2 separate regions of the Homo sapiens genome follow, and region 2 is linked to region 1. A link is a loop called in an ENCODE intact Hi-C map of the cell type or tissue named here. Cell type or tissue: GM12878. All regions are shown on one strand. Each heading gives the region's core, and the rest is flanking DNA. Links, peaks and the distances in the headings are about the cores only. Region 1 overlaps RYR3 (ryanodine receptor 3). Region 2 overlaps RYR3 (ryanodine receptor 3).

Region 1 (5,380 bases), core at 235-5,234:
CTAGGAGGCAGAGCTTGCAGTGAGCTGAGATCGCACCACTGTACTCCAGCCTGGGCGACAGAGCAAGACTCTGTCTCAAAATAAATAAATAAATAAATAAATAAAGCTATCAGATTTGAAATCTTACCCCTTGTTATTCCTGATTTTCATCCAGGTTTTCTTTCCCAATGCTCTCCCTGTGGCCTTTCTTGTCCTTTCACAATTTATCTCCTTATTTCTTCCTCCAATTCACAAAGCAAGACTGAAGAGAGAAAACACCATATTTCTCCTCATTGGCCACTGTGGTAAAGATGGTAAAACTCTTAGCTGAAAAAAATTGCCTCTTGTGAATGCCTGTATTTGATATGTAGAGGCACTCACTATCCTCAGTTGTCACCGAGGGAATTGGCAACTCAGGTCTGAAGTTAAAATGATGCCCCTCTTCCCACACCTGGCCACCACCTGGAACTTAGTAAAGAAGAGAAATAATCGGGGAAGAGCAGGTGCTGAGGAGGAAAGGCAGGGGAATAGGCCTGGCCTGGGGCCTGCCCAGAAGTGAAGCTGCATTGTGAAAGCTTCGCCAATATCACCTGCGTCTCAGCAGTCTCCGTCTCTGGGCAGCATTGATACACAGGGCACAATAGGACTGGTTTGTCCAAGGGCCTCCACTCTGCCTCTGGAGCAGTCCTGGGTGGGGAGGTTTTAGCAGTCAAACATTTATCCAAAGGACAAGACTGAGCCATCAGCTAAGAAGAGATTGCCTGACTGAGGACCTGTCAATCCAGTGTTGCTGACTGGGGGCTGATTTTGAAGTTATCGGCTCAAATGCTTCATAGCCAAGTAGGCTATCAGCCAAGCCTAAGAAGAAGATAAAACATAAAACCACATATATTAACTTCCCCTTATAGTAATTTAAAAGATCACTTTTTAAAATATGTTTGGTAACTTGAATGAAGACTGGGTGGCTTTTCGAAGGAATGCACAGCTTTCTGCCAACTCACCCACCCTTCCCTCCTCCTTCTCTCTAGTTCAGCAGATTTATATCTCAAGGAGAGCACTTCTATATACCCTAGATTTGCTGTCTGCAGATTCTATCATAGTCTTGTGCAGTCATTTTTCTTCAAGACCAGTTAAGATCACAATTTTTCTTTTCTTTTCTTTTTTTTTCTTTTTGAGTTGGAGTCTTGCCCTGTCACCAAGGCTGGAGTGCAATGGTGTGATCTCAAGCCTTTTGTTTTTGTTTGTTTGCTTGCTTCACAGGAAGACTTAAGAACCAGACCTTAAGATATGGTGGACAGTCAACTATTTGTACAAAAGAGGGAAAGGAGTAACCGTTATCTGAGGTCTCTCCTGTAAATCAAGCAGTAGGTTTTAGGACCTATTGTTTCTGTTGTAAGGGCAGGTCTTTTATTTTTGTGTCTCATTGGTGCTTTGGTGTGCTACCTACTGTTCCCACTAGTGGACACAGGCTCCATCCATAGCAGAGAAGAGACACAGAGAAATTACACAGATTTCAAAGCATTTTTGAGAACAGGGAAGGATCCATCTCAATTTGGATACCAGCAGAACTTGCTCTCACACATGCTGGGAGAGAGGGACAAAGCCGCACAGTGTGTTATATCATCTTAACCAGTTAAGAACTAGGATCTGGCCGGGCGTGGTGGCTCACGCCTGTAGTCCCAGCACTTTGGGAGGCCGAGGCGGGCAGATCACAAGGTCAGGAGATCGAGACCATCCTGGCCAACATGGCGAAACCCCGTCTCTACTAAAAAAAAAAATAGAAAAAGAAATTAACCGGGCATGGTGGTGGGCGCATGTAGTGCCAGCTACTCGGGAGGCTGAGGCAGGAGAATGGCGTGAACCTGGGAGGCGGAGCTTGCAGTGAGCTGATATCGCGCCACTGCACTCCAGCCTGGGTGACAGAGCAAGACTCCGTCTCAAAAAAAAAGAACTAGGATCTAAGCAGTGAGAGCATTGGTTAGTGTCTAGAGAAAGAGGAGGGGAAGAAGTGCATGCAAGCTTGCTGAGCCTAGTGCCTAGGGATGTCCATGGATTAATCTATGGGGAAGGCCTGATCTGCCAATGCATGGGGCCAGCATGTGGGGGGCCACACTTCTCAATGGACTTCTTTGTTTCCAGGCAACGCCCTGCCCTTGGAGAATGTCTGGCCTCGCTGGCAGCTGCCATACCAGTGGCATTCCTGGAGCCCACCCTTAATCGCTACAATCCACTCTCGGTCTTCAACACCAAAACCCCCAGGGAGAGGTCTAGTAAGTATCTCCCCTCAAAGGTCATCAACCCATTTCATGTGCTGAGAGGAGAGGAGCCACACAGGCAGGGAGCAGCAGCCCTGCAGCACTGTGGCTTTCTTGGTCTGAGAGGAGCCAGGAGGTGAGGTTAGGGACTAGGTTGCAGGTCTGCATCTTACTGGAGAAATAAGCATGGGCAAGGCTTTGTTATAATTAGGCTTTGGTTTCCTCTTCTCTAAAGTGAGGAGTCAGTGTTGCTGATTTTGAAATCCTTTCCATCCTAAGACCTCAGGGTCTCTTGTCTGCTCTGGGTTTCAGTTCCCCCTCTGCACCTGGGGATGTGACTCCTTTTTTGCAGTGCCTCTCCAGAGTGGTATCAGAAGGTGCACATCCACAGTAATAACCCAGTTATACTCTTCAAGTCCATGGAGAGGCGTGCTTCTAAAGATGCTGATGACACATTTTTGTCCTCATGGAAGATAAGACATAGAAAAGCACCAAAAGGAAGAGAAAGTGTACAAGAAAGAATATTTCTTAGCAAACATATTGACACGCTAGGTTCCACAACAGGGTGGCAAACTATGACCACAGGGCAAATTTGGCCCCCTGCCTATTTTTGTAAATAAAGTTTTATTTGAACACAACCACACCTACTTACGTACATTTGGTCTGTGGCTGCTTTAGCACGACAATGGCAGAGTTGAGTAGAGGCAGGAAAGTTTGGCCCGCGAGGCCTAAAATATTTACTATCTGGCCCTCTACAGGAAACGTTTTCCACCCTCTTTTGTAAAATGATCCTGGAACTAAAATCCAAGGCAGGTTGTAAATCTGCTTCTGGAGGGTGCTTGTATCTGGGTTAATTGTGATCCTGCCTAAGGATAAGGGAATAGAATAGAGGAGCTTCAAGTAGGAGCCTTGAATCAAGCTTGGACTCCAACTAGAAAGAACTGCGATGATTCCATCTATTCTGAAGCAAAAATTACCCAACTGTAGGCTAATCAATATTAAGGGAAAACAAGCTACAGTAAATTATTTTCAACCAGAGCTTTTTCTATTCAGAACCAATGTTTTCTTAAAATATTGCTATACACTACCAGTAGATGTCTGGACGTGGTAGCAATTCCATTTAGTTCAAGCCCCCTTTCTCAAACTGCCATGAGATTTAAGGAAGAAGCATTCTGAGCAAGAAAGGGCTCATGCCACACTTTTCTTTGCCACTGCTGTTTTTTTCATCTAAAAATGCGAAGTGCTAAGCCATGGCAGCTTTATTCCCACTCGCTTCTTGTTACTTCAGGTAAGAGGAGCACATTGCCCCCCAGAAATGATCACCAGGACAATTCAGATAAGGCCACTAATAAAAATCTTTCACTGAGCTAGAATACAGTGGAGACTAGTGTTCTCAGAGGTAGTCAAGAGAAACATTGCCAAGATGCCTCAACTTTCCAAAGTCCCGTATGAAATCTATAAGTTAACCTTTCCTCAACCGCTTCAGCCTCATCTCACCCTTTCTTCCCTTTGAAATTAGCAAAAAAAAAAAAAGGGGGGGGGGATTTCCAACCTTTTTTTTACTTCCCACTCCTGATTCCAAATGAGTCCTGGCTTTCCACCAAAGTGGAAGCTGAGCAGCAGAGCAGACTTTGGTGAAGTTGAGAAGTGGCTGTGACATCTCCAGGCAAATGCCAGCCCAGGTGTTGCTTCCTGACTCCAAAGGGACATGGGGCCCAGTCATGACAGTTCTGGATATGTATACATTTATTCTGCTTCAACTGTGACTTGAGAAATAGTGTATCTCTGTCTCTATACCAGCACTGTGTAGAGCTTCACCTGGGGAAAGAGAGAAACTGCCTCTGCTCTTTAGTTCATAAAGGCACAGTAGCAGGGTGAAATGAGGATGTGACAAAGATAGAGGAAAGCCTAGGTTAGCTTTGGGAGGGAGGGGAATTAGTCTCTTGCATTGTGCTCCTTCCCAAGAGCTATTTGAAAAGTGTTCCTTTTCATTCTATATACCTTTGCATTGATTTGATAAGACATATTCATAAATAAAAAATGACTCCCCACCATTGCATATTCCAAAGGAAGAAAAGAGACAAGGTTGTAATTAGAGATGACACAGTCCTTTATCCATTAGCGACACACTATGGGACTCTATGTCCAGCTCCCCTGAGCCCATGTCTTTCATCACTGGCTTTAGCAAAGAGTGGATGCTGACCGTGTATATGGCTCTTAAAAAGTTTATCTAGAGCCGGAGAATGACTGTTGGCTTAATGAGCTGTAAGAAGGTAGACTTCATTCATTACAAAGTGGGTGGCCTGAGGGATAAAGGGCGGGGAGGAATGTATAAGGTGACAGGTGATGTGAGCCTGTGATTTAGAAATACAGTATGAACTGATTTATCATGTCTTCAGTTAATTGGGCATCTCTATTAATTGACACTTGATGCTTTGCCAGCAGAATTACTCAGATTAGTATCTTTGATGCCCTATAACATCCTGGTGCATTTTCTTCCTTATCCAAAAATTATTAAGATATACCTAGAAAAAGTTTAATACTGTTATGAGTCAGTTATTCAAAACTAGTTAAATCCTTAGTTATGGGTGGCAGTGATCTATTAATCAGAACACTAGATGTCAGACCAAAGCATCCTATTACCAGTCAGTTTGCTTTTCTTCTGTACCCTATTGGAACTCTTTTCTCTTTGGTTGATTATTCCAATTCTAATGTAAGCCATCTGTCTGTGTTGCAAAGAGAAGAGGTGCTAAAGTGAGGCACACAAGACTTTAGAATCTAATCTGGTGATTCTTGAATTCTAACGCGCATCAGAATCACCCGGGAGGCTTGTTCAAGACTGTTGAGCCCCACCCCTAGGGTTTCTAATGCAGTAAGTCAGTTTGGAGTGAGGCCCAGGAATTTGCATTTTCAGCCGGTCTCCAGGTGATGCTGGTGCTGCTGGTAGGAGGATTGCACTTTGAGAATTATTGATCTAGAAGTTAAAAGGACAGTGATTCTAAAGATTCCCCCTAACAGTCTTGCGTCTGATTCTAAGAGGACACAGCTGAGGCTGTTTTTCTAGCAGCTAACTCGGAATTCATTCTGTGGGTTTATGCTGTGGCATTTGAAATACAAAACACCCTGAATCACAAATGTTTGTTCCA
Region 2 (5,380 bases), core at 203-5,202, 47 kb after region 1:
ACCTTTCAGATTGGGGAATAAGTTAGACTCCGTTAGTAAAATGGAATGAGCCCCACTTAGAAATAACATGATCATATAGTGGTCTCATCAGCAAGCTTTGTGGTTGCACTATGGCTTCCTGGCTGAGTAAAATTTGGCAGTGGCTGTGACTAGGAAGGTTGTGGGGAGTAGGGACAAAAATGAAGGCCAACTTGTCATAAATTCAGGAATACCTGGAGGCACCATTCCCTGTGGAAAGCGGAACCTCAGCTTCCATAGGCTTTTGCATGATGTAGAATCATAAAAGGGCGTGGCCCTTTGAAATCTGGAAGTTTGTAGCTCATCCTAAGCTCTGGAAACCACAATTCCATGTGATTCTCAGAGAAAGTAGGTAAAGGTGGGAGGCAAACATTAATCAGTGCTGTTTAAAGTAAACTTTCCCTCGAGAAATCTTAAAAACAGATTATTCCTTCTTTATTTGGAAAACTTTTCTAAACCTTCACATCAAAGTGAAGACCTTGAGTCTTCACCAAAAGACTCAAACTGGACAGACAATGAGAGTCACCGTAAGTGTTCATGACCCCTCTACCTGTATGTAACAAAGTCTGTGAGCTATAGGCACCTAAGACAACACTGCTCGGCACAAAACCAAGGAATCATTAGACTTGCAACCACCCTGGAATGTGTTAGTTTATTTACGATAACACAGGGGCAGGATATGCTTAGTCGATAGGTACATTAACATTAGAAATCTGCTTTCCCAGCGTGCGTAGCCCTGAACCTTGTTTCTTTCTGTCTATTAAAAGTGTCCTTGATTTGAATGCATTTGAGAGGCAGAATAAAGCTGAAGGCCTGGGGATGGTGACTGAAGAAGGAACACGTAAGTAACTAATGAATGTGAAGGCCATTCTCTTCCTGATTAAAATCTTTTTTTTTTTTTTTTTTTTTTTCCCCATACAGAGTTTCGCTCTTGTTGCTCAGGCTGGACTGCAGTGGCGCGATCTCACCTCACTGCAACCTCTGTCTCCTGGGTTCAAGCACTTCTCCTGCCTCATCCTCCCGAGTAGATGGGATTACAGGCTCCCACCACCACAGCCAGCTAATTTTTTGTATTTTTAGTAGAGGCAGCATTTCATCATGTTGGCCAGGCTGGTCTTGAACTCCTGACCTCAGGTGATCCACCCCACCTTAGCCTCCCATAGTGCTGGAATTACAGGCGTGAGCCACCGCACCTGGCCATTTAAAATCTTAATTACCTATTTCTGGTCAGAGCTCATGTCTTTGCTTAGTATGCAAGGACTTGCTCTGTTTCAGTAAAATGCTTCCATCGGTAGCTTTAATAAAGCTATCATCTAGGATGGATGTGTTCACATAGCCAGTTTTAACTAAAGACAGTTTATCATGATGTTTACAGTTTTCTTACTTTCTATTCTTCTGTTTTTCTCTCATTACCAGTCATTGTTCGGGAACGTGGTAAGTTTCAGTTTCTGGCCTGAGTTCCTACCGTGTGTGAATCCTAGGAGATCTCATTTAATTGCCTCAGCACAGAAACATTTTAGGCTTGGTAGTTGCATGTTGAGTTGAACTCAGCAGTTTGGTACTTAATTAAAGAAGTGTCTTCCATCTGTAAAGCATGGGTTATGGACCGTGAGCCATTTACTCTCCTTATCCAGTTGTCTTCATTACAAATGCATTTATTGGGCATTGTGCCTTGCAGCCCAGCTCAGTTTAATTGGGCTTTTCACCATTCATCCAAAGTTCCTTTTCCAAACCATTCTGACACAACTCCTTTATCATCTGTGTAGTCATTTACATTAGAAAGTATTCTCTGGTGAGAAGCCAAACCAATGCTCATCAACGTTCTGTGTTTTCAAGGTGAAAAAGTACTCCAGAATGACGAGTTCACGCGTGATCTCTTTAGATTCCTACAGTTACTTTGTGAGGGACATAACAGTGGTGAGTGGAACAGATTGATCTGCCAAGGAAACACAGCACTCGGGCAAAACTAGAATTCCGTTCAGTATGCCCCATTTGATGCAACTAGTTGTTAACTCAAGGACATCAGTTAATGCGTTCCTCAATAAGAAACTATGTAAATATCATGGCTAGTGATATTTAGTGCCACCAAGGCTAAGCTGCTTCCAGAATCTTCAGATGAGAAATCTAAATACCCAGCCCTTTCCATCTAGCCCCTTGGGGCTCGTTAAGTCCAGTTTCTGGTGTCCGCAGGTTGGGGGGGTGCTCAGAGCAGAGCTCTGCCCTGCAGGATCTGCCATGACCCAAACATGGTATTCTTGTAAGCCTTTTCACATAGAATGTCTTATCTGAGCTCAGCTGAGAGGGCATGCTTGGCCCCCTCGGCATGGCAGGGACAAGCTCTGACCCAGCACTGGTGCTCTCAGACTTTCAGAACTTCCTGCGGACTCAGATGGGCAACACCACCACCGTGAATGTCATCATCAGCACTGTGGACTACCTTCTGCGTCTGCAGGTGAGTGGGAGGGCCTTGGACAATGGGACCTCTCACCTTTGCTTCCAGAAGATAAACACAGTTACACAGGGTCAGGGACAGCCCAGGATACAGTCAAGCCCCTATAAGGAAGGCGTTGTAACGTGTATCCACAGATGCATGGGAAGTCCAGTGCCCAAAGAGTATATTTGAAGACAGAAGTGGGAGACGTGGTTAAACACCAAATCGTCTGTTATGAAATGCTGGTTTACTTTAGTTTTGCCAGTGAAAACCAATCTGTGTTGCTATAAAACAACCAAGAGCTATAACACAACCAAGAGCTCTAAAATAACCTGTGAATGAGAACAGATTTCACTAGAAAAAAAGACTTACACGAGATGATAGGAATAGGATGAGTTTACAAGTTCGTGTTGAGAAGTCAGATGGTTTGTTTCAAGGAAGCCCAAATTATATTGAAAAAATCTACACAAACCTATTAACAAAAAGGGATTTTTTTCCTCTTTGCTGATTCCTCATCCTGGTTCTGCCACTTACTGGTTTGTAACCTAGAGCAATATGTTTAATGTGCCTGTGTTCCAGTTTTTTCATCAGTAAAAGGGGTAGGACCTATGCCATAGGGTGGTAGTAAAGATTGAGAGGTTGGATACAGGCATACCTCATTTTATTGCAGTTGGTATTATTGTGCTTCACAGATGCTGTGTGTTTTACAAATCGAAGGTTTGTGGTAACCCTGCATCAAGCAAGTCTATCTGTGCCGTTTTACCAACAGCATTTACTCACTTGGTGTCTCTGTCACATTTTGATGATTCTCACAATATTTCCAACTTTTCACTATTATATCTATTATGGTGATCTGTGATCAGTGATCTTCGATGTTACTATTGTAATTGTTTTGGGGTGCCATGAACTATGCCCTTGTAAGACAGCAAACTTAATGTTGCATGTGTTCTCACCATTCCACCAACTGTTCCTCCATCTCCCTCCTTCTCCTCAGGCCTTCCTATTCCCTGAGACATAACAGTATTGAAGTTAGGTCAGTTAATTTCCCTACAGTGGCCTCCAAGTGTTCAAGTGAAAGGAAGAGTCACACATCTCCCACTTTAAATCAAAAGCTGGAAATGATTAAGCTTAGTAAGGAAGGCATGTTGAAAGCTAAGACAGGCCAAAGGCTAGGCCCCTTGCACTAAACAGCCAAGCTATGCAAAGAAAAAGTTATTAAAGGACATTAAAAGGGCTGCCTCAGTGAGCATATGAATGATAAGAAAGCAAAACACCCTCATTACTGAAATGGGGACAGTGCGAGTGGTCTGGATAAAAGGTCAAACCAGCCACAACATTCTCATAAGCCACAATCTAATCTAGAGCAGGGCTCTAACTCTCTTCAATTCTATGAAGGCTGAGAGAGGTAAGGAAGCTGCCAAAGAACAGTTTGAAGCTAGCAGAGTTTGGTTCATGAGGTTTAGGGAAAGAAGTCATCTCCAAAACAAAAGTGTAAGGTAAAGCAGCAAGTGCAGATATAGAAGCTGCAGCAAGTTACCCAGAAGATCTATCTAGGATAATTGATGAAGGTGGTCACACTAAACAACAGATTTCCCACGTACATGAAACAGCCTTCTCCTAGAAGAGAGATACCATCTAGGACTTTCATAGTTAGAGAGGACAAGCCAATACCTCACTTCAGAGCTTCAAAGGACAGGCTGACTTTCTTATTAGGGGCAGCCCAGCTGGTAGCTTTAAGTTGAAGCCACTGCTCGTTTACCATTCCAAAAATCCTAGGGCCCTTAAGAATTATGGTAAATCTACTCTGCCCATGCTCTATGTATGGAAAAACAAAGCTTGGATTGTCATCTGTTTACAGCATGATTTACTATTTTAAGCCCACTGTTGACACCAACTGCTCAGAAAAAAAAAAAGATTCCTTTCAAAATATTACTGTTGTTGACTATGCACCTGGTTCCAAGAGCTCTGATGGAGATATACAAGGAAATGAATCTTTTTTTCATGCCTGCTAATACAAGATTTATTCTGCAGCCCATGGATCAAGGAGTAATTTTGACTTGCAAGTCTTATTTTTTAAGAAATGCATTTCGTAAGGCTACAGCTGCTACAGATAGTGATTCCTCTGATGGATCTGGGCACGGTAAGTTGAAAACCTTCTGGAAAGGATTCAACATTGTAGATGTCATTAAAAAACATTGTGGGCCAGGCCCAGTGGCTCGCATCTGTAATCCTAGGACTTTGGGAGGCCAAGGCAGGAGGATCACAAGGTCAGGAGATCGAGACCATCCTGGCTAACACGGTGAAACCCCATCTCTACTAAAAATACAAAAAAAAAAATTAGCCGGGCATGGTGGCGGGTGCCTGTAGTCCCAGCTACTCGGGAGGCTGAGGCAGGAGAATGGCGTGAACCCGGGAGGCGGAGCTTGCAGTGAGCCAGATTGCGCCGCTGCACTCCAGCCTGGGCAACAGAGCGAGACTCTGTCTCAAAAAAAAAAAAAAAAAATTTTGATTCATGGGAGAAGGTCAAATATCAACATTAACAGGACTTGAGGAAGTTGATTGCAACCCTTGTGGGTGATTTGGAGGGGTTTGAGACTTCAGTGGAGGAAATAAATGCAGACGTGTTGGAAATAGCAAGAGAACTAGAATTAGTAGTGGAGCCTGAAGAACATGAACCTGAATTGCTGCAATCTCATGATCAAACTTTGACAAACGAAGAGTTTCCTCTCATGGATGAGCAAAGAAAGTGGTTTCTTGAGATGGAGTCTTCCTGGTGAAGATGCTCTAAACATTGTTGAAATGCCAAAAAGGGATTTAAAATTGTAAACTTAGTTGATAAGGAGTGGCAAGGTTTGAGAAGACTGACTCCAATTTTGAAAGAAGTTCTGTGGGTAAAATGCTATCAAGCAGTACATGCGTCTTTCATGAAAG

What was found. A loop is a pair of places that touch in the nucleus more often than their neighbours do. Peaks named below come from ENCODE experiments on the same cell type or tissue, not always from the same donor. Only the 100,000 strongest peaks of a DNase experiment are listed, where the experiment ranks them.
Region 2: it touches region 1 in a loop (5-fold over the local background); 2 of 110 quality-filtered maps call a loop at or near these places.

The regions. Positions count from the first base shown.
Region 1 is chr15:33,778,093-33,783,472 of GRCh38, forward strand. RYR3 (ryanodine receptor 3) reads left to right here. Exons shown (of 104, transcript NM_001036.6): 65 at 2,119-2,249. Among named protein-coding and RNA genes, the nearest start is that of CHRM5, 190 kb to the right of the region's middle. In GM12878, for the core only: no CTCF peak of the experiment used is centred there; a DNase peak (open chromatin) is centred at 2,455.
Region 2 is chr15:33,824,818-33,830,197 of GRCh38, forward strand. RYR3 (ryanodine receptor 3) reads left to right here. Exons shown (of 104, transcript NM_001036.6): 82 at 786-859; 83 at 1,435-1,452; 84 at 1,855-1,935; 85 at 2,382-2,470. Among named protein-coding and RNA genes, the nearest start is that of CHRM5, 140 kb to the right of the region's middle. In GM12878, for the core only: no CTCF peak of the experiment used is centred there; no DNase peak of the experiment used is centred there.